Linked DNA regions of Homo sapiens: all the other regions are linked to region 1. Evidence: chromatin contacts called from ENCODE Hi-C or POLR2A ChIA-PET data. All regions are on one chromosome and are shown on one strand. Each heading gives the region's core, a stretch centred on a gene start or an enhancer-like site at or near the end of the contact. The rest is flanking DNA. Distances are from core to core; before and after follow the strand shown. Region 1 holds the start of SPDYA (speedy/RINGO cell cycle regulator family member A). Region 2 overlaps ALK (ALK receptor tyrosine kinase). Region 3 holds the start of CLIP4 (CAP-Gly domain containing linker protein family member 4).

Region 1 (3,803 bases), core at 887-3,386:
ATTAAAAATATGAGCCATTTTAGGAACTGCAAGAGATAGGGAAAGAAGGAGAAGTAGGAGAAACTGTGCTCATCAGGTAAAATCCTTTAATTTTTTTTTTTTTTTTTTTTTTGAGACGGAGTTTCGCTCTTGTCGCCCAGGCTGGAGTGCAATGGCTCGATCTCGGCTCACTGCAACCTCCGCCTCCTGGGTTCAAGCGATTCTCCAGCCTCAGCCTCCTGAGTAGTTGGGATTACAGGAGCCTGCCACCACGCCCCGCTAATTTTCGTATTTTCAGTAGAGATGGGGTTTCGCCATGTTGGCCAGGCTGGTCTCCAACTCCTGACCTGAGGTGATCGGCCCGCCTCGGCCTCCCAAAGCGCTGGGATTACAGGCGTGAGACACCATGCTCGGCCTCCTTCAGTGAATTTTTATATGGACTCCATGAACATTAAAAAAATCATACCAGGATTCATACTTGAATAGGATGTTTGGGATTTTCTTTCTTTCTTTCTTTCTTTTTTTTTTGGTAAGTAAATCACAAAAATTCTAGAGGCATCTGAAATAACCTCTTCTCTGGGGGGTGATATAAAGGGTGGTGGTTCCCAGCCATAATATGAAACAAGCAGAAGTTGTCTGGGGATTCATTTGCCTATATGAAAAACCTAATAGCAATATCCATTGGCAACTCAGTCAGGACAGGCAAGTAAGCCTTAACTTCCTTATGAATGCAGTCACACACAGAGAATATGTGCCAGACACTGATGAATGTGTTACATGCATTATCTCATTTAATTCTCAAAACATCTCTGTGTGGTAGGTATTATTTTATCCTTATTTTCTAGATAAGAAATTTGAGGCTTAAAGAAGTTAAGAAATTTCCCAAAGGCTCATAGTAAGTGATAAAGCTAGAATTTGAATGCAGAACTGACATCAAAGTCCCATATTCTTTAACCAGTAAATCAGTTTTAAATATTAAATAAAATCATGTGTAAAACACTTGACACATAGTAAGCACTCCAGTATTACTTATCGTCACCTTGCCAAGAAAACAAAACCAGCTAACCCCAGCTATAAGGCGATCTCGGATCACTGCCACCTCTGCCTCCCGGGTTCAAGCGATTCTCCCGCCTCAGCCTCCCGAGGAGCTGGGATTACAGGCGCCCGCCACCATGCCAGGATACTTTTTTTTTAAGTTATTTTTTGTAGAGACGGGTTTTAGCTCACTGCAACCTCCGCTTCCAGGGTTCAAGCGATTCTCCCGCCTCAGCCTCCCAAGTAGCTGGGATTACAAGTGCGCACCACCATGCCCGGTTAATTTTTTTTTTCATTATTTTTTTGTAGAGACGGGGTTTTCGCTGTGGGCTGCTCTCGAATCCTGGCCTCAAGGATTCGCCCAACTCGGCATAAGGCTTTTTAAAAGATTGAGGCTAGGGGCCCTCCAGTCCTACTGGATGTCATGTAAGAGAATCTTCGTGAATTCTGAGAAATGAGCTACGGGCCTGGTACTGAGACACAGCAGCTCAGATCTCAAAATTCTGGGGCAGACGATCTTGGGGACAAAAAGAGGTGTTTAATGGGACATAAGGAGGTAGGATTTATCAAAAAGACCCCCCAAATCTCCATTCCTCCCACAATAAAGGCGGCAGGCACACGTGGAGACGGGAGCGCCTGCCCAGGGCCCTCCCTCCGAGCAGACGGCCGAGCTTCGGGAGCAGCCTCCGGTATCGGCCCTGCCCGTCCTTCCCCTGGAACCTTCACCCGCTACGCCGCCGGGCGGAGGGCGGCCAAAGCCCCAACCTGCGCGGCCACTGCCTCCCTCGCCAGGTCCCTCAGCCCAGAGCCCGCTGCGGGGAGCGCGTGTGTCGTCGCCGCGAAGGCAGCTGAGGGCGCCCACGGGAGGCGGCGTGAGGACGAGGCTGGAGCGCTGCCTTCTCATCTAAGGCGGGCGGTGGGGTCGCCGGCGAGCGAACCCAGGGACCGGGCACACTCGAAACTGGAGATTCGCCTGCGAGGCCCCTTCCCGGGGGCGAGCACAGGTACCTGCGGAAGCCCGGGGCTGCGCGGGAGAGGGCCGGGCAACGGCGGTCAAGGCTCCGTCGCAGCGCTCCTGGCCTCAGACGGTTGCTCGTCGGTCGCTAGCCAGCAGCGGTACCCGCTCTAAGGTCTCCCGCCAACCCGGAGCGAGGGAGCGCGAGGCCGGCAGGGGCCAATCAGCGCGCACAGCCGGCCGAGGGGGCGGGGCCTGCCTGGGAGTGCGCGCCGGCGAACCCCGCCCCTCCCTGCCCCCCGCCCGCCCGAGCCTCGGCCGCGGGCCTCCCTCCTCCGTTATCCCGCCTGCCCGCGCAAAACTCACACAACCCTCTTCATTCGACCTACCTCCCTTGGGCACGTCTCGCAGTCAGGCTTGCGTTGGGGCCGTTTACTTCCCTTCGATTAGACAACCAGGCCCCCGGGGCTGGGGCTGCGGCCTCCCCTCCCCGCCCGGCACACGCGGGCACAGCGTGGTTACCCTGGTTACTCAAAAGGAAGAGGCCGCTTGAACTGAGAAAAGCACAACGTGTGAATACGGTGGCTTCTTGTGAGAAGGGGCCATTCTATTGTAACTGTGAATCTGCAGCAGTAATCTTTTTGGCTTTGTCCTAGCCTTTGACTACGTGGGTGCTTAATACATGCATGTTGAATGAACAAATAAAAAGAATTCTAAACAGCTTTTTGATCCCATCCTTTCCTTATGTCCCTCCTAAGGTATAACCGGCTTTTTCTTTCTTTTTGAGACTGAGTCCCGCTCTGTCGCCCAGGCTGGAGCAGTGGCACGATCTCGGCTCACTGCATACCTCTGCCTCCCGGGTTCAAGCAGTTCTCCCGCCTCAGCCTCCTAAGTAGCTGGGACCACAGGTGCCGCCACGCCCGCCTAATTTTTAAACATGCCTTGTAGAGCAGAGTCCTATGTGGCCCAGGCTGGCCTTGAACTGAACTCAGGCAATCCTCCCACTGGGATTACAATCCTAAGCCACCACACCCAGTGTAAATCTTTTTTTTTTTTTTTTGGTCTCCATATCACGGCTTTTTTCATGTTGCTAGTCTTTCGAAACGTTTTCAATGACTGCATAATATTCCAGAGTGGATGGACCATTTAAGTCATTTCAATATTTGGATTGCTTCCAGATTTTTTGGCTAATACAATGATTACTCTTAAAAGGCAACCTGGCTCTGCCTACTTGTGGTACTTCCAGCAAATAGCTCCTCAATCAGCAGTTCTGAAGAACGAGTTAATTCCTTCCTTCTTGTGCTTCCACACACAGCACAATAATGACAAATTCACCTACAAGTACGAGGAGGGGGCCAACTGGGAACTTATTTTTCCTTACACATGCCCTTGACTCTTTCTCCCTGGCCTATAAATGGGAGAATGGGCCAAGAAGCATCAACTGGTTGTGAAAATCTTGAGGAAAATGGCTGCTTCAAGCTTCATTCCTCTAGCTTTTCCCTAAGGATCCTTCCTGACTTCTCTCTGCTCTTCCCCTTGTTTTTGCAAGGTACCGGTGTTGTGATGATTAATTTCCAGCCTCGAGTATAAAATATTTACTGAACAATTAATGTCCGCTACATGAAAAACACAGAGGCATGGCAAGTACCACAATGATGAAGACAACATGGCCTTACCTTTCTAGAGCTTCCAAGCTAGACAGATATGGACACAACTAAAATACAAGGCACAGTGAGTTGTGCCATGAAGGAAATGCAAGTGGCTGTATAACGCACAAAGTACAGTTATGAGAAGGTTCTTTAGGATCCCAAAATCTTTACAAAGGAAACATGTA
Region 2 (3,803 bases), core at 504-3,003, 500 kb before region 1:
GCTTTTTGAGAGAACATATAAATGAAGACAGATGGTTGGCCCACCGGAGAGGACGGGAGGATCCTTAAGAGCATTTGGTCTTTAAATTTACTCTTCGCTGGGTTTAATATGAGCCAAATTTCAGAAAAAGAAATGTCAAGGTACAAATGATATTATTCTAATACTTCATCATTTCTCTAATAACCTTTGAGTTGATCAATAGCTTAAACAGGTGTTTCGTTTTACTGGCCTGTTTTATTTTTCCTGCAGTCTAATTTGCTCTGGGCTGTTTCTGCTATTCCCTGCCCTTTTCCAGAACTTGGCTCAGCAGGCATAATGAAAGGAAGGGAATAAGTCCATTCCACACTCACATTATTTATATTTATATATATTCATATGATTTCACATTCAGGTTTTCAGACCATTTGTCTAATGCTGATGGGTCTTTGAATTCCCAATGTTGGGAGAAATGTTTTTATCAGGAAAATAAATAACCAAAATAGAAATATGCATTTCTAGATTTGTAAGCCCTACCATTTATTTTATGTGAATCCTAAATGCAGAATGCAGGAAGTTGATTTCCTCCTCCCGGGCGGGCTAAACCCCAGTGGCAGAAAAAAATGGATATTGCATTTCTCTGGGGGACTATGTGAGGTTCACTCAGGGCTTTCAAACCCCACCAACCCTACAGGGGCCTCTGTTGCCTATGGGGCCCGAGTGCAGAAAGATGGACACTAGGCAGAGTTTTGGGGACAGGACTCTGATGAGCATCAGGCCTACAGGGACTGGCGACTGGTCCAGCTGAGCCCTGAGGCTGATGCCTACCACGAAGGACCTTCTTCAAACCCAGCTCAGTCCTGGTCTCCGGGAAGTTAAAGTCATCGTACACTATCTCAAGACACCACAATCATCAGTGGATTCCCAGAGAAGAACTGGTGTCATCTTCAAGAATTTCCTGCAAAGTCTAGAAAGTGAGTTAACCAGTAGTTCTGTGTTTCACCAGTCACATTCACCTGGAAAATGTAACAAATGCCCCACCCTGGACCTACTGAATGACATCGCGAAGAGTGGGGCCCAGGGCTCTGCATTTTTAAACCCTATCCTTGGTGATTTGGAGGTGCACTGAAACTTCAGAGCTATTGGCCGTAGGTGTGCTTGCCAATTGTGACTGAAATTCATTCTGAGCCCATGCAGAGAGTTTTCCTCCTGTCTGTGGCCCCAAATAGCGTGATGTCACTTGTCTTTTAGAAAGATGAGTCAGAAAAGGGATGAGAAATGATGGAGGCGGGGGAGAAGAGAAGCGGGTGGGAGAGCATATGAAACCAGGTCAGGAGCCCCCCATGATGGAGGCATAGCCACAGTGTGCCTTTGTGCCAATCTAACTTCCAGGGCATTCCAGAAGCCTGCCCCACTCCCACCTCCTCCCTCCAGGCTCCTGCAGCCTGCTCTTGCTGACTACCACGGCTGCCTCCTATCTCTCTGCACAGTTACACACGGGGCATGAATATTTAAAGACCTCTGCCTCGCCCAGCCACAAACAAGAAAGAACGCTGTGGTTTTGGTTTTCTTTTTGTGTTCCTCCTCTCCGCCACAAGCTCTTCTCTGCAGGAAACTGGGGAGCCACTTACAATATATTCTGATGTTATTTTTATTTTTATTTTTCTGAGCTCCAGTTCAAATAATTAAAGTTGCCACCGGGGAGGGAAGGCTTGCAGTGGCTTTCATGTGCTCACTTGCTGTCAGACCTGCTCGAATCCGCCTCGGCTTTGAGACACCCGCGGATGTGTCTGGCATTGCAGCCGCTGGTAATAAAGAGCACGGCAGAGTGGCGGCTGACACCACCCCAGCCCCCTGCCTTTCACACACCCCAGCAGCCTGAATGTCTCAACAAGCCCCGTGTGGTTTGAAATTCTATTTTATTTGAATAGCCTGCCTGTGACTAGAATAATTTAAACCACGTTCTCAGGCCTTCTGGGCCTGCAAGGAGAAAAAGTGGACTTTCCTCATTTTCTTTCCCCTCCAAGGCATGGAAGCAGTTTTTCTTGTGTGAGCTACAGAAGTGCAATTTGATCCAAAAATGAGATGGGATCCCCCCAATTTGTGGTGGTCAGTTCCTCAATGCTGGTTTTCCTACCTGGCCAGAGCTGCAGTTGCGTCTCCCCTCTTCTCACACATACATATGTACACGCAAACACACACACACATACACACATGCGTGCACACACCCTCTGGGATCTTGGGACACAGCCGAACCTTTCCACCCCTGACGTCACCTCTAGCAATAAAAGGAATCAGGTTGGATTAGCTGTGGGGAGCTGCTGTGATCTAGGCAGAAGGTGACCAGCGGGCCCCTTCCACGTCTACATGGGCCTGGAGAAAAGGGGACCCATCCTTTGTGTCATTAAAACCAGCAAATGTAGCCCAGAGGGATGTGAGAAGACGCCATGGCCCCTGGAGTTGACCTTGGCCATCCATCCCTGAAGCCCTTCTCAAAGGAAGGCACCCGAAGGCAGGGAATTTTTCTGTAAATTGCTCTCTGATTGATTTTGTAAGACTTTTCAGGGTGCTGGTGATCATCCCTGGAAACAGGCTTATCCTTCCCTCCAGCCTCTCAGTGTGACGCAGAAGCAGGGAAGCCGAGAGGCAGGCTGTGTTGATTGGGCTTATTGAAGCTTGCCCCCGACCTCGGCAGCAGGCAAATAGGACTCTGAAGATGGGAAAAAGAGAGGAACTTTTCTGACTGCTGTGTTTTTAAAGTTTATTAAACTCAGTGACAAAATCTTCTGTGGAAAGTCAAGAAAAGGAGGATAAGAGTAAGAAAACTTAGTATCAGATGGCATGAGACCGAGGAAAAACAAAAGCAGAAGGGGACCTTCCTTTATCAGCCCCCACCAAACTCTCGACAGGAGCCAAAGAAGATGAGCATAACTATTGAATTCAACTCGTTTTCCAGAGCAGATCCTATGCATCACGGGCTCCCCATCCAGATCATGAAATTCACCTCAAGACCCACAGCTAATAAACACAAGACCAAACCTAGATCTTATGATTCTGAGTTTCATGCTCTTCCTGTCACACTGCCCTGCTGGAGACAGATGGAACCTTCTCAACTTGGGGAGAGTTGATGAGAGCTTCAAAAGCATCAGAACTGGCATTACTGTCACCTAACTCAGAGCCCCACCACCTCATTTCTGCAGGCAGATAGAGAATCCCACCCCATTGTGTAAACAAAGAGTTCTCCCCTTCGTCTCTCCACAGGCTGGGAGTAGTCACTGGGTCTAACTCCTGAGCCACCAAGGGGACACTGCCACTCACCTACAGGACTCAAATGGAGTTTGTTCATTGGGTGGGCCTCATTCTCGGCCCCATGTGATCCAACTTACTTTAGCAAATCAGGAAGGAGAAGCCATTCCAGGAGGCCTCATGGGCTTGATTGCAAATAAAGTTGTTATTTCCTGGAGCCAGTTTACCTTCTGCATAGAACGGATGACCATCTAGGGAGAAGAATATTGCACACTTCCCCTCTCTGGGCTGACTGGTAGAAGAACAAGCAAGCCCCTATCAGAGCCCACCTGGGACCAGCCTCTCTGCCCATGCATGGCCAAGCAATGCTACACTTTGTGGTGTTTGTAAAACCCTTCTTGTAAATAGTTGGGGACCAGTACCAAGCTAGAGGGATTCCAGGGTAATGTTATCTCTATCTCCCTCACTAAGCCCAAGTCCCTTTGGTCAGGTATTTGGGGACCAAGATACTCATCAGGCAGAGTTCCTGTGGATGTCCAACCCCCATCTCATCTGATGCTGTGACATCTCTGCAGTGACAG
Region 3 (3,803 bases), core at 480-2,979, 300 kb before region 1:
CCAGATGAGAAAACAATATACAAATGCCTGAAACAAGACACAAATAAAGGTTAACACACTAAAGCAAGCCTATAGCTCCATAGTTCATTATAAATAATTAACAAGGGAGCAGTAAGCCTAAAAGTAACCAGAGTTTGAGGTTTGAACAGGGAGAAAGAGTGAAGTTGATTTTATATAATCTAAAGATCACTAGTTTCAAACACGTGTCAAAATTGGAGTTGTCATAAGCTATGAGAGACAACATAGGTCACTTTTTTAAAAGCCCTTGCTGGTGGGACTGTATGTGGTAAACACAAAATGTCTGAAATGAATCCTACAAATAGAATACCATGGGCTAAATCTTCTACAAAACAGAAGTAAACACATTCCATGCATGGCTAGACTCAATCTTACAGTCCAGATAGACCGTATCAAATGAAAGCATTTAAAAAATGCATCATATTTACGAAAGCAAAATAAGCTGGAACCAGGATGGTTCTCCAACATAAAAACGCAGACCAACTAGACTCCAGCAGGTTCAAGTCTCTGCTTTCCTCCCCAGTTGCTCAATGCCCCGCACCACGTGATCCTGTGCTGTTTAGACGACTCACTTTAAATTGTGCACAAGATTCACAAACAACAAACGTCAAAGTGAAAGTGAAGTACAATTTAAGTGCTGGCGGATGTTCCTGAGGAAGGTGTTTACTGAAACCTTTCAAAGGCGCCCGTTTTATACGATGATGGTGCTACAATATGAACGCAGTCTAGTATCTCAGAACATACAGCAAGTTATTGTCCCATAGGAACATCATCCTCTGATACGTATCAAAACACTGTCTCAGCACAGAGCTGAAAACCAGAGTCTGGATGACGTGAACAGCCTGACATCTAATTCAAAGCTCTACCATCATAAGCAGTGAATGGGATCCTTAAGGATGCGGGCTCAGCTCCAGCGCTCCTTTCAACTTCCCCTCCCAGGTGCGGATGGTTCAGAATTAAGGGATCTCAGGTAGCCAAGGACTGCAAGGACAGCCATTTGGTTTAGCTTTGAAGACCCACTGGCCAAAGGTTTCTCGACAATTTAATGCGCAAGGGGAGTCAAGTGAGAAATGGGAAGAGGCCGCGTTGGAAAGCCACTGCGCGTGCGGGGACTCTCGGGGCAGCCGCGGCTGGCGGTCGTGGCCCAGAGCCCAGCTCCGCCGCCGGGTCCCGCACACCCCGCGCCCCTCAACCTAAAGTTGGGCCGTCCGTCAGCGGCCGCCACGAGGAGTCCCCATCCCCGCCGGGTGGGCCGCTCCGCCCCGAGAAGGCCTCCCCGCGGCCAGCGACACCGGTGCCCACGGGAGGCGGCCGCGGGGCTTCCACAGCCCCCAGCGCCTCTGCGCGACCCTCCCGGGGCCACTGACCTCCCCGCGGGCCCCCAGGGCCGCCCACCCCGGCCCCAACCCCGCCGCCGGCCAGCCCGCGGCCCGGGGGGGCCCCGCGCGCCCCCGGCCCACCTGCCTCCTCCGGGTCCTCTCGGAGCGGCCGGCTGGGGACGCGGGGGCGCGGAGGAAAGGCCGAGAGGCGCGCTCCCGCCGGCGCTGTCTCCCGTGGCCGCCCACGGAGCCTCCCGCCGCGCCGCTCCACACCTCTCCGGGCCCCTCCCGCTGCCTCCCACGCGGGGTGGGCGCGCGCGCAGTGCAGGCGGCCGGGCGGCGCGCAGGCCTCGGCCACGGCCCCGCGCACGCGCTGGGGACTCGGTGGGGACGGAGGAGGCAGCGCGCGCCTGCGCTGGCTCGCCTGGCTCCCGCGCCCCCGCACTCCCCAGCAGTCAGATGATCGGGCGCACGCGGGGCCGCGACCCCGGCTGACAGCGTCTGCGGGGTGTCGCAGTGTTACCTCCCCCGCCGCGAAGCCAGGCGGCCCCGGCACGCCGTGCGTGCCCACCGCCTTCACAGCCCTCAGCCTCGCGGCCTCACGTCTCTAACCTGCGGCGCCCCCACCAGCTGCTGGGGCCGGGGACCTAGTCTTACCCGTCTTGGGCTCCCCAGAGTCCAGCCGAGCGTGGTCAAGAGTACATCCACCAGTTCCCTGCTGGCAGCGCTTGCTGTAAAAGGCCTAATCCGTGCTACACCCACGTTGAGCAATTAGTTCATATCTCCTGCGGCTTTGCTGCCTCTTCACCCACGTTTTCTCCTGACCCCTTCTCCGTCTCCCAAGGACCAGACAGGGTGAAACTGTGCACCTAAAGTCGTGAACTCTGACAGCCTGACTCTCTGTCATCTGGTAACAAGAAAGCGTTACTGGACACATAGTGAGTCCCCTTAATGAGGAGACCTAGTAAGACCATGACCGAAGTTTGAAACATGGAGACAACAGTGTTACATCTATCAGCTGTCTCTGAGGCCTACAGCGGCTGCTTCATAGAGGCTGTACTTCTGTGTTCAGCGCGCACAGTGCCTGGCAGGAACAGATGTTGAATGAACGTCTGTCAGTGTCTCTGCAAGAGCAGAGGTAAGCGCTCACCGCACCCCGGAGCATCTTTTCCTGTTAGAATCATTGATTTCAGGGACTGGAAAAAGCCCCCTTCCCACTTGCCTGAATCCTCCTTACAGTGTCTTCCCACCAAGCAGTGGTTGAACACCTCCACTAACAAGGAACTCATTACCTTTTAAGGCAGCCATTTAATCTTTGATCAGCCTTTTGGAAATTTTCTACCTTAGGAGCTAAAATCCAGCTCCCTGCATCTCTCCCTCACTGGATTTTGTTTCTGCCCTGGGGACTCTTAAGTCTGACTCCAATTCATCCAAGACACACATTACCTGTCCCTTAGGCTACTCCTGATATGACCTGGTCACAATCCCACTCACCAGCATGTTGAGGGATTCTCTTGGATGCATTCCAGCTTGTCCAGAGCTCTCTTAAATGTGATTATCAGGAATGAGTGGGTGGCCTGCCAAGTGCGGAGAGGAAAGAGACTGCCACCTCTTCTTAGGTCCTATGCTTAACAACATTCACCATATCAAAATAGTTGCTAGGAGCAGTCACATCACATTGTTGAATCGGGTGGAGCACACTTGACTAAAACCCACAATATTTGAATACATGACCATCCCTGACCCTGGTCAGCTGCCAGTTTCTCTGTCTCTGCAGGCTCAGCATCTGCGAGTGCTCTCAGAGATAATGTGACACGGATACTTCCTCCTCCCTCTGAAGAGTCCACCTCCCTTTCCCTGCTTTCATCATACCCTCTTCTTGTCTGACCCACCCATCTCTTTAGCTGGTTAAAAGAAGGAAGGCAATCTGCCCTTGGTTGGCTTCAAGCACCTATAAATGAGGCCAATTGTCATTGAACCACAGAAAGTCATAAAGATCTGTGTGTAACAGAGTAGCTATTGGTGAAGTTTCCAAACGTATACAGTTCACTTTTATTGCTGATTTAAATTATCCATCTGAAATACCACTATTAGTAGGTGACAAGGCATGGCTAGCTCAGTTGTTCTTAGTTATAATAAAGATCTCTGTTAGAACCAGCCAGGCCACTGGCTTTATCTGCTACACCCAAACACTGTATGATACATAGGCAAATTCCCAGGATACCAAGCCACCAGAGTCTCCCACTCACTTAGTTGCCTTTGTTCAAAAATCTGACGTTACTTCTTTATACCATCATCAAGAATGCAAGTGCTCGTTGGAGTCATGCTTCCTAGAATACCTCGTGACATACAAGCTTTAGAACCAGGTATTGCCCAGTTAACCAGAGTGAGACTGGACAATGATATGTGGCCAGAACTTGGAACTTGAACTATTCATTGGGGTGGGAAGGCACATGGGGATGTGGA

The links. Hi-C counts contacts between places; a loop is a spot of excess contacts on that map. ChIA-PET counts read pairs that join two places held with the same protein, here RNA polymerase II (POLR2A). Pooled maps may share reads with other maps.
Region 2: a pooled map shows a loop between it and region 1 (16-fold over the local background). The contact joins the enhancer-like site here to the promoter of SPDYA in region 1. A Hi-C loop is called at or near these places in 1 of 168 maps with a recorded cell type or tissue (B cell), 3 of 37 single-sample maps with no recorded cell type and 9 of 50 pooled maps.
Region 3: a loop to region 1 is called in a map of CD8-positive, alpha-beta T cell, with 4 times the contacts of the local background. The contact joins the promoter of CLIP4 here to the promoter of SPDYA in region 1. A Hi-C loop is called at or near these places in 3 of 168 maps with a recorded cell type or tissue (CD8-positive, alpha-beta T cell, naive thymus-derived CD4-positive, alpha-beta T cell and natural killer cell) and 9 of 50 pooled maps. POLR2A ChIA-PET finds 5 or more read pairs at or near these places in 1 of 52 experiments (activated naive CD4-positive, alpha-beta T cell).

What each region holds. Positions count from the first base shown.
Region 1 is chr2:28,809,167-28,812,969 of GRCh38, reverse strand. SPDYA (speedy/RINGO cell cycle regulator family member A) reads right to left here and starts at 2,136. Exons shown (of 8, transcript NM_182756.4): 1 at 2,023-2,136. RefSeq lists silencers at 2,106-2,355, 2,386-2,535.
Region 2 is chr2:29,312,866-29,316,668 of GRCh38, reverse strand. The region is part of intron 8 of ALK (ALK receptor tyrosine kinase); the gene reads left to right. Among named protein-coding and RNA genes, the nearest start is that of CLIP4, 200 kb to the right of the region's middle. Within about 2 kb of position 1,753, at least 6 of the 41 ENCODE cell types and tissues checked have a DNase peak (open chromatin) inside an H3K27ac peak, as active enhancers do.
Region 3 is chr2:29,113,341-29,117,143 of GRCh38, reverse strand. CLIP4 (CAP-Gly domain containing linker protein family member 4) reads right to left here and starts at 1,729. Exons shown (of 16, transcript NM_024692.6): 1 at 1,479-1,729. It overlaps LOC105374386 (a long non-coding RNA gene), which reads left to right and starts at 2,400. Exons shown (of 3, transcript XR_007086265.1): 1 at 2,400-2,475. RefSeq lists silencers at 1,079-1,318, 1,509-1,868.